3 separate regions of the Mus musculus genome follow, and all the other regions are linked to region 2. Evidence: chromatin loops called from intact Hi-C (ENCODE). Cell type or tissue: left cerebral cortex. All regions are shown on one strand.

Region 1 (5,000 bases), 290 kb before region 2:
GCAGGGACCCAGGCCAGCCTGATTACACACAGGGAAACATAAGCCAGTTAGCATTACACAGACGGGCCCTGTTTCAGAAAAACAAGGAAAGGAAAGAAACTAAGGAAAATGTGTAATTTTTTTAATGTACACTGCATCCCATAGGAGTACAATTAGAGCAAGTCTGATCTTAAAACAAAAGCAGGTAGCAAGAGTGGGTGTGGCCGATATGCTGATATGTAGCGCTCTGATAACTATCTATTGCTCTAAGCAGCAACATAGACATCCTTTCACCTCTGCCATTAAAAGGATATTGAGAGTTAAAATAATCACTAGTTGAATTCACTATAACGATATGACCTGGATAGAGAAAATATGGAAGTCAGCAGGAATGGTGGCACAAGTCCGTAATCCTGGCACTGCGTTAGGCAGAAATGGGAGGATCACAAGGTCAACAGCATTCTTGGCTACGTAATAATTCGACACCAGCCTAGGCCACAAGAAGGAAGGAAAGAAAGGACACAGGTGTCCAGCCATATGAACAGACATGCCACACTGCTACCTACTTCGAAGGAAAATTTCCGTGTATTTAAGATTTGAAAGAGGAAAAAGTCATAATAAGTCAAACACCGAATGGAGCCCCTCCCGCCACAGCCCCTGCAGTACATTCACAGGCTCTATCCTTCACTCAGCTGTAAGCCTGCTCGGTGGGAACGCTTCATGATAGATAACAAGTGTGCTCTTCTCTCTGCGTCTGCACATGGATCAAGAGGACCAACTGCTCAGACTGTGGCCGACCTGTGGTGACCTTTAGTTCCTGATACCATATTGTGCTATGCTCTGCTCTCTGACTCACTGGGAGAGCTGCAGTGACAATGACGAGAACAGGGCATGCTCACTCTGCTTGAGTAACGTCGCCCCCTGGAACTGCTCCTCTGCAAACTTCCTGTTTTGAAAGGACCCGGTCAACACCTTCCTGCCCTAGGGCCACAAATCCTGCTTGTCCATTATCAAACCCAGAAAAATGGGAACAAACTATAAGCTCCCCAGGACCTGGAGCCCAGTCATAACTATCTATCTACTCTGATATTTCTGTACCACTTCTAGTGTCTTCCCACGGGGAGAGGGTACATGAGGAGAAACCACTTCCTAACTACTGCTCTTTCGAAACCCCACCCCTTTAACCCATGACGTAATTGCGCTTTTTCCCCTTACATTCTCCAGATGTGACTACATGTGTCCGAGACACCTTGTTGGTAGCAGGAATGAGTACTTACCATGGGGCAGGAGGAACTGTACGGGTTCTCTGGCTGATTTAGACAAGGCTAGTGTTTCAAAGGAACCGTTTCATAATCCAATAGTTTTATGATTGTTTTATGATCCAATAGTCTTTGGGTAGCAGAATACATCATTTCCCACTAGTAGAGTAGGAGGAAGGAGGAATATCAACTCTTCCTCACTTCTCTTCTATCCTAAAGTCAAGGGCAGCCCTATACAAAGCCAGCAGATGGCCACTGCCCCTCCCTTTAACAATGCAAGGGGGACTAGCCATTGAATGCTTTGGCCTGCTCTCTGTTCAACACAACTGCCAAGCTCTTAAGGTTTTCAGGATGTCTCCATTGTGATGCTAATTTGTCTGACTTTCTGGGCAATTTCAAATTGCTCTGGTTATTCACTTTCAAAGATTATAAAATAATAATAGGTCTGTGTCACATGCATCTCCATGGTGATGGCCAGTCCTTGGTGGGAAGCTTTCCAGCTGAGTGTTACTGTTATAAAGGCTGCACCTCCCGTGTTTCCAAAGAGCTCAGAGCTCGGTGCCATCATCACCTGGGAATGTTTATAGTCTTAGGTGAGGTAAGAAGATGACAGAAATATGTTTTAATCCCCGTTTTACTTACCTCCGAATTGTTCTAGAAAAGATGTTTAGAAGTGTATCTCTCAGTGCTCATGGGAACCACGGGAAGGTTTTAAACAAGAGAGTAACATGGAAAAGCCATTGTTTGTGCTACCGGAGGACGAACTGACTCTGGATCCGTAACTCTTGGTGATTTGATGGTTTTACTACTGGAGAAGTTCATGTGTGTCTCCTTTCTGGTGTAGGTCAGTGGGTTACCAACCCCAGATCTCAGCTGGCAACTAGATGGAAAGCCCATACGCCCCGACAGTGCTCACAAGATGCTGGTCCGTGAGAATGGGGTCCACTCCCTCATTATAGAGCCAGTCACGTCCCGGGACGCCGGCATCTACACATGTATTGCCACCAACAGAGCAGGACAGAACTCGTTTAACCTGGAGCTTGTGGTTGCTGGTAGGTGGCCTGTGATTTCTTTCTCACTGCTGAAACAAGTTAGTGGGCAAAGAAATGAATTCTGTGGTCAAGTAATGACTTTATGAGTTCCAAATTTTAAATCTTCAAAAAAAAAAAGGCATTTCAGGTGGCAGCCAGGGAATCCTGGTGCTGAAATACTCGGCACCACTAGGTGGCAGCAGTAGGTAAGGCCTGTGCGAGCCTGTTGACTTAATTAGAGCAATGCTCTCGCAGCTGCTAGCAATGACTCCGAATCTCTGAGGCCTGTCAGGCAGGCATTCTGAGGAGCAGATGGCCGGGCACTATGTGGGCCTATCAGTCTTGAATTAATTGAGGAAATAACGTGAGTGGAATGAAGCGTACAGACCTTTGCTTGAGGGGAGGGCTAACCTCTTACCACCCGACGTGAAAACAGTACTTCATCTTTCTAAAGCTCCCGAGTTCCTCGCAGTGACCCTTTGGCATGCCACTAACAGATCATTCCTCTCGTGTTCCCTTAGCTAAGGAAGCACACAAGGCCCCTGTGTTTATGGAGAAGCTACAGAACACGGGGGTTGCTGATGGATACCCAGTGCGGCTGGAATGCCGTGTCTCGGGAGTGCCGCCACCTCAGATATTTTGGAAGAAAGAAAATGAATCGCTCACTCACAGCACTGAGCGAGTAAGGTAAGACTGCACGGTGGCTTCGTCTACCTCAGAACTTGCACAGTCCCGGTGCTAGCTGAAACGACGCATCAGATACTGCATGCAAATCGGTGAGCGTAAAAGCCATGTACGTTATCATCAGTGATGTGCAAGACGAGAGCCACACTTCGTCCAAATGTAGGCTTAAGCTTTGGAAGAGAGCAATTTTGGGATGTGACAAAGCAGATTCTGACTTAACCTGGCTGCATTTTTGAAATGTGTATATCAGAAAGAAAAGATAGATTCGTTTGCTCCCATGGTGGTGGCCCAGCCTGTGGTTTTGTAAAGGCGGGTCTTCCCTTAAGAATTAGTGCATGGATTTACTCGCCCTCTTGAGGTCTGCTCTGCTCTCCCATTAACTTAATGGGGCTAGCTGCCTCTCTAGAATAAGTATGATCCTATTATCTGCTGCTCGCACAATTCCGTTTCTAATGACCTAATTAAAAATGATGCTTCATGTCCAAAGCCACTTTTTAAAAATGTAGAGCCCTAATGACTTTATCTTTTTCCGCAGCATGCACCAGGATAATCATGGCTACATCTGCCTGCTCATCCAGGGAGCCACAAAGGAAGACGCTGGGTGGTACACTGTGTCCGCCAAGAACGAAGCAGGCATTGTGTCCTGCACTGCCCGGCTGGATGTCTACAGTGAGTGCGCCTCATTTCATCTCGGTGCATTTCACACACTGAATGGTTAAGAATGAGATGGCAGAGTGATATATCTCATTACTCTAAGCTTTACATTTCTAAGTTAATATGCCAGGATTTTATTTGCCAAAAAAAAATTCATATTACTCTTTCTCTTTCTGTTTGTAGTTTCCCGACATTAATAGTGAAACCCTTCCAGGAGAACAAACACCCAAGTATCTCCAGGGTCTTTGATTGATTAGCGAGATGTGCATGTTGGTTTCTTAGGCTGGCTGGTCAGCTGCGCCTTTCTCACTTCAGCATCGTAGGGGTTAACATAAAGGCATCCGCATCTTTCACATTTTCTTATTTGTGTATTCTGCAAGTGACTGTCTCTAACCATTTCCTCCCAAATCATATTTTTTTCCGTGTCTTGGGGTAGTTTTAACATGGCTATACCTTGATTCTGGAATGTGGACTTACATAGCTAAGCGCTTTCCTCATTAAAATATCTTCAGCAGCTCTTGGCAGTAGACTCTTGAATGTGTGTATGTGTGTTTGTATACATGCATCCTAAATTAAAAAAAAAAAAACCCTACCAACTCAATTTCAGGACTACAACAGAATTATATGACCCATTGATATAAAGATAAATAAATAAAAACACTAGAAAATATTTCTTTTAATTCCAAGAAAATTACCTCTGCTTGAGAAAGTAATAGTCTTTTGAAACTTTCTCAGATGTCTGGTTCTCTTCAGTTTATTAATGTTGAGATCTATCTAGACTTCCTAACTATGATTATTATTTTTAAAAAAAAAGGGAAGGAATCTAGGTCAGATATAGGAAACTTATCAATTGCTCTGAGACTTTCCACTCTGCAGATACTAGAAGAACAAAACTTTCTGTGTTGCCTGGCTTCCCAGTCCCACAGGCACAGACAGACAGTGACTTGGGACACCTGGAAGCAAAATGCACAAGTGCCTCCGCATTGTCCACATCTCTACCATGGTTGTTCATTCTTAAACCCAGAGTCCATCTGTGGGGCACTGTAGAGGTAGCCAGCAGTTAAGAGCACTTCCTGGTCTAGCAGAAGACTCAGGCTCAGTTCCCAGCTCCCACATGGCAGCTCTTAGCTGTCTAATACCAGGGTAATCTGGTACCTTCTCCTGGCTTCCCAGGCACCAAGAACATACTCAGTGTACATACATATAGGCAAAACACACATACACACACATAGAGGCAATAGGAATATACTCAGTGTGCATATATATATATATATATATATATATACATACATACATACACACACACACATACACACACACACATACACAACCAAAACATTCACACACATAGTCATCAGAAACATTCTCAGTGCACATACCTACATGCAGGCAA
Region 2 (5,000 bases):
ATGCCATCCAGAAGTCTGACCAGTAGGATGTTACTGGGGAGCTCGTCGACCCCAGAGCCAACAAGAGTCCGGCATTCGGGACATCTGAGTTCATTCCGGGAACCCACAATCCCCAGCAAACAGCGTTTGCAAAAGGTATGCTGGCAGGGTAAGACCTTTGCGGAAGCATCCAGGCGTTCTAGACACACAGGGCACTCCAGAAGGTCCAACAAGGCAGACTCATCCATCTTGAGTGACTTTAGTGAGAAAACGGCTTCAGAACGTTCATAGTTGTGCGCAGCCCTTAAAGTGATTCATGTAACATCCATTTCAGACTTTGCTCTGGAGTTATGGGGAGAGAGGGGAGGAAAGAGAAAAATGACTGTTGTTATCTGAGGGAAAAGTTCACAGTGGAGCCAAGAACCAAAAAGTACACAAAAGTGCTTCCTCTGCATAGTCCAGCTTGGCTTTGGAATGTGGTTTCTGAGCTCCAAAGTCAACAATTAAAAACACAACAGGCTTCTTAAACGATTCCCTACTAATCCCTGAAGGTATCTAGAACCTCACTGGGCAGCAAGAACTAGCAAGCAATAAACAGGATTTATGAAAAAGCAATAAAAGACCGATATCGGCTGCCTAATGAAGTTCTCAACTTATTGGAGAACCTAAGCAAAACCGACTGGAAGTTTCCTCTATCTAAAACAATACTTTTAAGTCCAACGACCTTCCCAATTTTTAAGCCACCGTTATCATTTAAGAAGCCTTGCCCTGGGTGAATGATCCCAATATTAAATACATATGTGTCTTCCCTGTCTGAGAACAGACAGCTTAATCTTATCTAAGGCCCCCCACCCCCCACCCCCCAGAGCTGATGGTCGGCAATTCTAAAAGATATAGCCAAAACCTGCTTGAAAATAGCTACAAGAAAAATCACCCTTTCCGGCATGGCTGACAAACTCTGAAACAGATTTCTGAACCGCTTGTCTTAATCCCATTCAGAAAAATCTAGTAAAATGTTCACCAAAATTCGACGATGGAATGAATGCTAGGCTTAAAACTCTGGGTACATCTGAAAAACGGCCCCCTCAGGAGAAAGAGTATTTGAAGCCAGTTGGTGCATCGCTGTCCCCACCACCACCACCACCCCAACCAATGTAGATGCCTAGGTGGGGAGGGGGTGAAAGGATTTGGAGGCTACATTAACAGCTGTTCCTGACTAGTCGGTTCTGGGGAGAGCCAGGGTACGCCCCTCTTCCCACGGTGGGGCACAGGTAGCCCCCAACCCCTTGGCGTGGTGCTCGCCACAAACACACCCCAGAGCCAGGTGTCGCCAGCCGGGGACAGAGATGGTCCTAGGAGCTGAGGCTGCGGCCGGGTAGCTCCAGAAACAGGGAATCTCACCCAGCTGCCTCCTCTCAGCCTCCCTTTAGGTCAAATCCAGGACAAAAAAAAAATTGCCCAACACCGATCGGTGGAAGTTTTCAAGGACTTAAAGAAAAATAAAGATGCAGCCTTAAGTTGGCCAAAGTCAGCGCCACTGAGTGCGGCGGGAAGCAGACTAGCGACCCCGCGGGGATGAGCTCAGCGACAGTCCCCGGAGACTGCCACCCCAGAGGCAGAAGGGACCCGGCTGTGTCCGGGGAGAGAGCGGCCCCAAGGCCCGGCAGAGGCTTCGGAAGAGACGAGAGAGGCCGCGGGGCTCGTTCCCGGCAGGTCCCGGAGACCCAAAGGGGAAGCGCGGGGACCGACCCGCGCGCACCACTGGGATGCGGGCGACCACCGGCCACCACCCCGCGCCCGGCGTCTCCGACTCGCCGCGCACCCTACCTCGCGCCTCCGCTGCTCGCCTTTGTTCGCGGCCCCGCAGCGCTGGTAGATGCAGCCCCGCCGAGCCCGCTGCCCGTGTGGCTCGGCCGCCGCGGTGGCACCGGGAGCCTCCTCACGGCCGCCCCCCTCGCGCGCGCTCGCACAGCACGCCGCCGCCGCCGCCTCCCACCCGCCCAGCAAGGAGGGCGGGGGAACGCGACGCCGCCAAGGAGGAGGAGGAGGCGGAGGCAGCGCGCAGCGGGCGCCCGGGGACCGGAGGGACGCACCACAGCGCCGCCCGCCGCTCGGGGACCCGCGCTGGAGCCCCCAGCGGGCGGCAGCTTCGGGGACGCACTTAGCGGGAGGAAGGCTCGGGGACCCGCGCCTTCACGCCCCGAGGACGTGCACCCCGAGCAAATTTGGGCTACCCAGGAGGAGGGCGGTGGGAGTGGCGCCGAGGGACCAGGAAGAGGCTGGGGCAAGGGCGCCCTGCCGGCCTCCGGCTCCGCCTGGCCGGTGCCTGGAGACCGACTCTTCCCGGTGGCCTGGGAAGGGAGTGGCTCTGGCGGGAACCGATCGCGCTTTGCTGGGCGTGCACACTGCCTGGGTGGATATAGAGAGAGCAAAGTGAGACCCCTTAGTTCTGGAGTCCGGGTTAGTGACCACCCTATGGATCCCGGGGCCCGCCTCTTCCACCCAGCAATCAGCCCCCACTGCAGCAGCCAAGGGAGACAAATCCAAGCAAGTTTGGAGAAATGCGGATCCTAAAATTCAGAATGAGAAAGGGAAAAGAAAAAAAAAAAAACTAGAAAAACAGGTGGGAGATTAAAGCCAGTCTTGGGGAGGTTCTTCCTACCTGCCTAAAATGGGGTGAATTCAAAGTCTGACCCAGGTGGGCCGGCGCCTTGAAGCTGGCTAGGGGATACCTCTTTTATCTGCGCCTTGGAGGCAGCCATCATCATCATCTCTGTAATCTGTTTCTGTTGCCCCGGGCACACACCTGTATTCTCTGAAATGTGGGCTTGCAAAAAGGGGTGTCCAAGGGTGTGTGTGTGTGTGTGTGTGTAGGCTTGTTTGTCAAACTTATTTCAGAGACGCGTTAAATGTTGTCAAAGAGTGTGATTCATTTATACTTACTGTCAGTTTACCAAAAGTAACTTCACAAGAGAGATCGTGTATGAAATTCTTGCCAGGCCACCAACCAAGCTGATAAGGAATTGAAAAGGAATCTCGGGTTATCAGTTCATCTCCAACCAGAGCCACAGCTAAGTCATAATAATAAATAGATAAGTGAGTATCATTCAAGTTAAGAAAATAAAATTATAGCAAGTAGCAATCATCAGTCATTTTAAGCCAGGCACCGTACTAAACTCTTAAACGTATTAATTCCATCCTCACAGCAGCTCTCTATGTCATCCTTCCCAGCTTTGTTCTAAAGAGATTAATATGCTGAGACTTAGACTGTATGAATACCAAAAATAATTGCCCACTTCCTTTCCCGTTAGAGGGAGAACAAGTATGTGTTTATATTGAGCTGAAAAAGGCAAGGGGAAAAAAATGGATGAAGAGAATGAGGAGAAAAATAGTTAACTACAAACAGCATTCTGAAAGTGTTGGCCCAGTTAACGCTGCAGCAGAAACTGGAGATGAAGGCTGGGCAGACTGGAAAGTCAGAGTCAGGGAACAGACTGATTTGGGGGGTATTAAGACTGAAGGTCCACTTGGGTAACTTCCCTACATCACAGAGTAGGACTCTACTCCAGCTCTCTGCATTCCAAGACCTGTTTCTTTCCTCAAAAAAAGTTGGGGGGAGGGGGGGCGGAGAAAAGGTAGGACCTTAATCACATAATCTCTTGTGTTGCTTCATCTTGCATCGCAAGATGAAATGCCAGACAGAGACAATGGGGGAGGGGCTATTTTAGTTCTAAGTTTCGGAGGGTTCCATCCATAATTACTTGCACAAGACATCGATGTGGAAAAGAGATGTTTAGACAAACAAGAAGCTGAAGGAGAACCCAAGAAGGGGCCAGGCCAAGCGATAGCCCCCAAGGACAAACTCCCACTGACTACTTCTGGGTCCCCCTCCTTCTTTGCACCTCCTCCTAATAATGCCATCATATGAATCCTTGAAGAGATCAATAAATTGATCAGATCAAAACCCCTGGAAATCAAGCATCTTCCCAAAGTGCATGATCTGAAAACCAAGACCTCGCCACATGAGCCCATGGAGACAGCTTACATTCAAGTCATAATGCCTTAAAAGAGAAAGAAAGTTTATTTCTTCTACCCGTTTGGCTTTTTGTTTGTTTGTTTGTTTGTTGTTTATACAAAGTCTCATTATGTAGCCGTGGCTGGCTTAGAACTCATAAGGACCTGTTGGCCAGGTGTGGTAGTATATGCCCTTAGTCTCAGTACTTGAGAGACTGAGGCTGTTGGGTCTGCAACAGAGAGAGAGGAGAGAGACCTTCCTTCAAGGCTGTGTTCCTTGGCCTCTCTGGTGGGGTTTAACTGTGACGTTTGGAACAGAATTGACAGTGGTAAAGAAGATATACAAGTTCTTTGTAATCTGCATGGAGCTATCGTTATCGTTAACAGCTGTACTCCCGACCCTTTCTTCCCAGGTATCAAAATGTTAGTGACTGAACGTCCTGTGGAGAGAATTCAGAAGGGAAGGGCTGTGAGGAAGAAAAGCCTGCTCGTCTTGTTTCTGGGAATGGAGCATGAAGGAAAGAATGTCTGTTATGCTTACGACCTGTGAGGCTTTGAGCAGACACATGAAAAATATAAACACTCTCCGACTTAATAATGACAGCCTCTTATCCTCCAAAGACTTCAAAGTCTTTTCCTATATATTATCTCACTTATCTTCTCAGCATCCCTCCAAAGCAGCAAGACGTATAATTATCCCCAAGTTTCAGACGGGAAAGGGGAAGGGGAGAACTCGAGCATCTATTGCTTGTAGTGCTAACAGGAACCAGCCTGGTAAAATCCCAGATGCAAATACTCAGATAAACCTTAATATGGTACCTCCGTGTTCTTACACGCACGTTCGCGTGTCTAGCCATTTTTCTGCAAAACTTGTCTTTCCTCTCATTGTCAGGACGCTGGTAAAGGAGAGCAGTATTTAGCCAGTTGTTCAGACTAGAAACCTAGAAGCCATCCTTGATTTCTTCCCTTCTCTTCCTCCCTCTTTCCTACCACCTTTTACACAAACA
Region 3 (5,000 bases), 160 kb before region 2:
GTTCTGATACCATAAAGTTTTCTATTTCTTACATTTCCCCGCCTGACTTGACTGGTATCTCTCTGGTTCACATGTTGTCATTTTTAATCTCACTTCATATAACCGTAACGAGTGTCCCTGTGACCCTGAGAAGCACTCTCTTAACCTGGTCCCAGCGACTAAGCATTCCCTGCTTCCTGTCACTTACCACAGCAATCAAATATCCAATTACGTATTTTGCTGGCAAAACCATACTAGCTGGCTTCGTAGCACGTGCAAAGTCCAAATAAATTATGTCCATTGCTTCACCCAGTGGACTCATTGTCACCGACTCAAAGAAATTAATCATGCTGTTTAAGCCCGACTGCCTTTCTGCAAATCTACCACTATCCAATTGGAATATTCCTGAGTATGCTAGTTTAATCCCTTATCAAAGACCACCATTCTTTTCCATTGTAGGCTATGTATCTATTGCTTTAATTCCTAAACTTAAAAATACATAGAGGAAAAGGTGACTTGTGACCCCTTCCTAAGCCATGTGGGCACACGCGTGTGCAGGTGTGCGTGTGTGCACGTGTGCGCATCTGTGTGTGTGTGTGTGAGAAAACTGTCAAACATACTTTTATTTTCTGTCTCTTCTGAAACTGTTTCTTCCTACCTTGCAATTTCCAAATTATTTTTCCTCCATCCTTCTAAAACAGATCCTAACAATATTTGTTCTATTATTTCTGCTGTCATCAATTAGACAGCCTCTGCCTCCAGGAGATGAGGCTATTTCTTGCTTGTTTTCTGCGCAGTCTCTCCCACAAACACAAAAGAATCCCTTTGTTCCCCGGGAGAATTTCTCTCAGCTGACACCAGGACCTGTCAACACACTTCAAGGTCCATCCTTCCTCATTATGAGACTGTGCCTCTCCACATCACGTGACTGCTCCTTTCCACTGACAGCACTTTTTTTTTAAAAAACCTTTAGCCCCACCCCCACCTTCTGGCGATGGAGGACTTCGGGCTGTGGCTGGACAGGGGACTTTTCACTTGTTCCTGCTGCACTCTGCAGATGGATGTGGGCTCAATCTGTCTTAGCACTAAGCTCTGAGACTTGCTTGCATGAAAATCTCTCCGAGTCCCATAGGACAAACCCAGGGCTGCTGCACTTGGCCAGGGCCAGTGCTGCTGCTCTGTAGCCTGTGGGTGAAGGGACTCAACACTTCAAGTGCTTTCGGAATCACACTTCCTCCATCTGAGGCTCTAAGTGCTTCTCCTTGTGTTGGAAGTTTTGAAATATGCAAACAGGTAATCCCTTAATGACATGCTTGCTAGCTCTCTATTAACCAAAACCCTTCATCCTCAGGGGATAATGGATGGCTTTCCTACACAGTTTCCCATTGTTTTTTACAGTCAGGTGGACTTAAGCATCCACGTTAAATAAATACCATTACCATCGCTGTGTGAAGGCAAAGGGCAGTGGAAAGTTGCTGGCTATTACATTTAATATTCCATTGAGCATATGGATTATAAAAATATAAAGTTGGGCTGAAATCTTTCCTAAGGACCCCCTTCCCTCTCCTAAAAATTGAAATGGTCATATAAAAACCTGCCAGAGATTTCCAGAGTGCCCAGGTCCATCTGTCCCGTCATTAAATTCTTCATGTTCCCTATCTGATGTGCCTCTCTCCTTCCCAAAACGCCATCACCTGTCTGGTGAGCAGCTTTGCTTTCAGATGGCCTGAAAGGCCCAGCCTGCTGTTAGAAAGAGCCTTTTAAGAGGAGAGACTGGGAACGCAGAAGCCACAGAGATCACGGACATCTGGCGACTGAAAAGGAATGCACAATGGGGGTGGTGGGAGGCAGCCGTGCCTAGCCAAGGCCTGGGGAGACTGTGGGCAATGTGAACCATCCTTCCAAATAGACACAGATTCCACAAAGGGCTGGGGGTGGGGGTGCCGGGCAGCAAAGGGCCTCAGGGCATGAGGGAAAATTGCAGCTCAATGCCTAGAGGGGGAGAGCTAGGCTTTGTGACGGGATGTAAGTACACAGTAGCTGGACTAGCTCCAGGGACAGGAGGCAGTGCCCCTGGAAAGCAGCACTGGGGACTCTGCAGGAGGAAGGCTGACTCCAGAATCAAAGCTGAGCGAAGCCAGGACTCGGTTTCAAAGCTTTACTGAGAACACAATGGACACGGAGGAACAGAAGGATCTCTGTGTTGGGAGGGAACATTTTTAGGGTAACATGTCATTTCAAAGCTGGCTTAATATCAGTCAGAGCTACAGTACAGAAAGTTTTTAGCTCTTTATGAAAATGTGTAGTAAAGTGTACTCTATAACCATAGGCTCTCCACTTTTAGAGTTTACTTTTAATTGAAAATGTGCTGAGCCGGGCAGTGGTGGCACACGCCTTTAATCCCAGCACTTGGGAAGCAGAGGCAGAGGCAGGCAGATTTCTGAGTTTGAAGCCAGCCTGGTCTACAGAGTGAGTTCCAGGACAGCCAGGGCTATACAGAGAAACCCTGTCTTGAAAACACGAAGAAAAAAATAAAAGTGCCACAAAATCAGGCGGCTTCAATACAAATGTTTATACAGTTCCATTTGAAATACAAAGGCAAAGTGAATTTAAGTCATTTTGCTGTTGTTGTTATTATTATTTAAGAGTTGTGTGTATGCATGTGTGTGACTGTATGGATGTGTGCACATGAACGCAGGTAACCAAAGAGGCCACAGGCAGTGATTGCCCTGGGACTGGAGACTGAACTTGGGTCCTCTGCAAAAACAGTGCATGCTTTTAACTGCTGAGTCAGCTCTCCAGCCTAAACCATTTTAAACGACCATTTCCTAGCAAGACTACAAGTCAGGCATGGTGGTGCACAGCAAGAGCGCCAGACACTAGGCTGGCTGAGGTGGACGCTGCCTGAATTCAGGAGTTTGAGTCTAGCCAGGGCAGCATGAGGACACCGTCACCAGCTCAGCAACAGAGAGAATGCCAACTGAAGGGAACATCTCTCCAAACTGGAAGTTTGTTTATCTTCTACAATTCAAGTCTAGAGGGAACAGCGTGTACAGAGACACTAAAACAGATGAGGCTTAAATGTTTATGTTATAGGAAAACAGAACAGAGATTTCAATGCGCTCACTGCATGCTGCTTCCTCGGGTAATGAGTCGCAGTGAACTTTCCAGTTTTCCTCCTGGCAGATACTTGTCTTAGTAAGTATGTTTTCTTCCCTAACACAACCCGAGGCTCCCACCCCCACCCCCCCACGACTGCATGGAACAGAACCCCTACTTGTAAGCACTGTTCAAAGCCAAAATCGCTCTAAGAATGCTGATCATTCTGAGTCTATGAACCAAGAAAGCCATGGGAACCTACGCTGTGTTCTGTCTCAGGAGACAGGAAAAAAACAATCTCTGGGTGGGTGCTTTACCTCCAGTAGGTAATAGTGTAAGCTCTTAACAGACCAAGGATTCCAGTGGCTCTCAACCTTTGGGTTGTGACCTCCGGACAACTGATTCATACAGTAGCACAATTCCATTTATGAAGTAGTAACAACAATGTATGGCTGCGGGTCACCATAGCATGGGGAACTGTATTAAAGGGTCTCAGCACTAAGAAGGCTGAGAACCATTGGCTTAGAAACTTAGTGACTGACAGATATCATGTGGCTATGAATTAAGTGTTAACTAAGGGGAAACACTGGTGTGTTGGTAAGTAACAGAAAAAGAAAGCCTGAGCTCCTATGTCATTTACCAATCAGGCTTGAGAGTTTAGGACGTTGTAGAAAATGACCTTCTAGATCAGAATAAAAATTCTAGCCTAAGTTTGCTATTTACGTCTTCGTTCTCTCTCTGAGAGCGGCGGGACTCACCTTTCACAAACAACAGGCCGGGCCTCATTCATGACTGGGCCCAGGGAGGAGCAGGCCTGGCGAGGTGGTGGAGCAATGGGCACTGCGGAGTCCAGGGAGCTTGTCTTGCGGTGGAAGGCATCCTGGGCTAGGGCTGCTGTTCCAGCGGCCACTGGACCATCACCATCTGTGGGGCATGACCCCACTCTGCCGTGGCTGCCCCCTAGCGGCAGCTCAGGACCTACTGCTCCCTGCAAGGGAGCCTCCCCAGCACCCAGCTCCACATCCAGGGTAGGTGATGCTGGAGGGGAGACTCGGGGCTTGCGTTTGGTGGAGGCACCAGAAAGCAGCTTCAGTAGGCCCTTTTTTTCTTTCTGGAAAAAAAAAAAAAAAGAAACATGGGTATTAGTTGGAGATCGGCACTCCGATTCACTTTTTGATTGCATCAGGGTTATTCGTTACCTTCTGGGGTAGCCTTTGTGTAGTGTTAAGCTGACCTTCTTGCTTATTGCTTCTCCCTTTTTTGCCTGCCTGTTTCTGTTTGTGTTGGAAATTCTCTAGTTCATTATTATCTTCTACTGTGGCAGCAAGATAAACAGATTAAAAAGATGTAAAACAAAAACATTTTTTAAACCAATTTGTACTTTACTTTGATAAAAGTACAAGTAGCCGGTGAGATGGCTCAGTGGGTAAAGGAGCTTGGCGCCAAGTCGGAAGACCTGAGTTCAATCCCCACACTCCCTGTGGCAGAAAGAGAACCAAGAACAACAAGCTGTTCTCTGACATCCACACAGGCACTACGCCATGTGTGTGCATGTGCACGCGCGCACACACACACACACACACACACACACACAAACTCAATCGATGGAGTAATAAAAGCACAAATAGATACTGCAGAATAAGGTGGAAATTTCAGACTGTGGGTTTAATTTCTGCAAATACTGCCTGTCCTGTCCTCTGATCACTGCTATGGGAGCCAACTGTTGTACTGGGTTAAATACAAGCCTGGTAATACTTGACTCCGGGTCAACATGCTGGAGCCTAATCAGTCTCAGGAAAGATGCCCTGCTCAGAGTCAAGGGCTAGACTACTTCTTACCTGTCACCGCCTTGATTACATTTAACCAGCCACAGTGACAGGAGCCAAACCAGTCTTACTGTGGACGCAGTTAGTCCCTTGGTT

The links. Peaks named below come from ENCODE experiments on the same cell type or tissue, not always from the same donor. Only the 100,000 strongest peaks of a DNase experiment are listed, where the experiment ranks them.
Region 1: it touches region 2 in a loop (2.6-fold over the local background); 2 of 42 quality-filtered maps call a loop at or near these places.
Region 3: it touches region 2 in a loop (4-fold over the local background); 12 of 42 quality-filtered maps call a loop at or near these places.

Annotation. Positions count from the first base shown.
Region 1 is chr8:61,513,825-61,518,824 of GRCm38, reverse strand. It overlaps Palld (palladin, cytoskeletal associated protein), which reads left to right. Exons shown (of 22, transcript NM_001293772.2): 19 at 2,083-2,290; 20 at 2,791-2,956; 21 at 3,489-3,622. Among named protein-coding and RNA genes, the nearest start is that of Cbr4, 29 kb to the right of the region's middle. In left cerebral cortex, a CTCF peak has its summit at 2,466 (motif pointing right); DNase peaks (open chromatin) are centred at 2,481 and 2,948; H3K4me3 peaks cover 496 bases.
Region 2 is chr8:61,221,153-61,226,152 of GRCm38, reverse strand. Sh3rf1 (SH3 domain containing ring finger 1) reads right to left here and starts at 1,982. Exons shown (of 12, transcript NM_021506.2): 1 at 1,807-1,982; 2 at 1-321. The coding sequence starts at 227. In left cerebral cortex, CTCF peaks have their summits at 1,539 and 2,112; DNase peaks (open chromatin) are centred at 1,531, 2,045, 2,257, 2,723 and 1 more place; H3K4me3 peaks cover 2,655 bases; H3K27ac peaks cover 1,920 bases.
Region 3 is chr8:61,383,766-61,388,765 of GRCm38, reverse strand. Sh3rf1 (SH3 domain containing ring finger 1) reads right to left here. Exons shown (of 12, transcript NM_021506.2): 11 at 3,837-4,189. Among named protein-coding and RNA genes, the nearest start is that of 5730405A17Rik, 42 kb to the left of the region's middle. In left cerebral cortex, CTCF peaks have their summits at 1,962 and 4,044 (motif pointing left); DNase peaks (open chromatin) are centred at 1,750 and 2,030.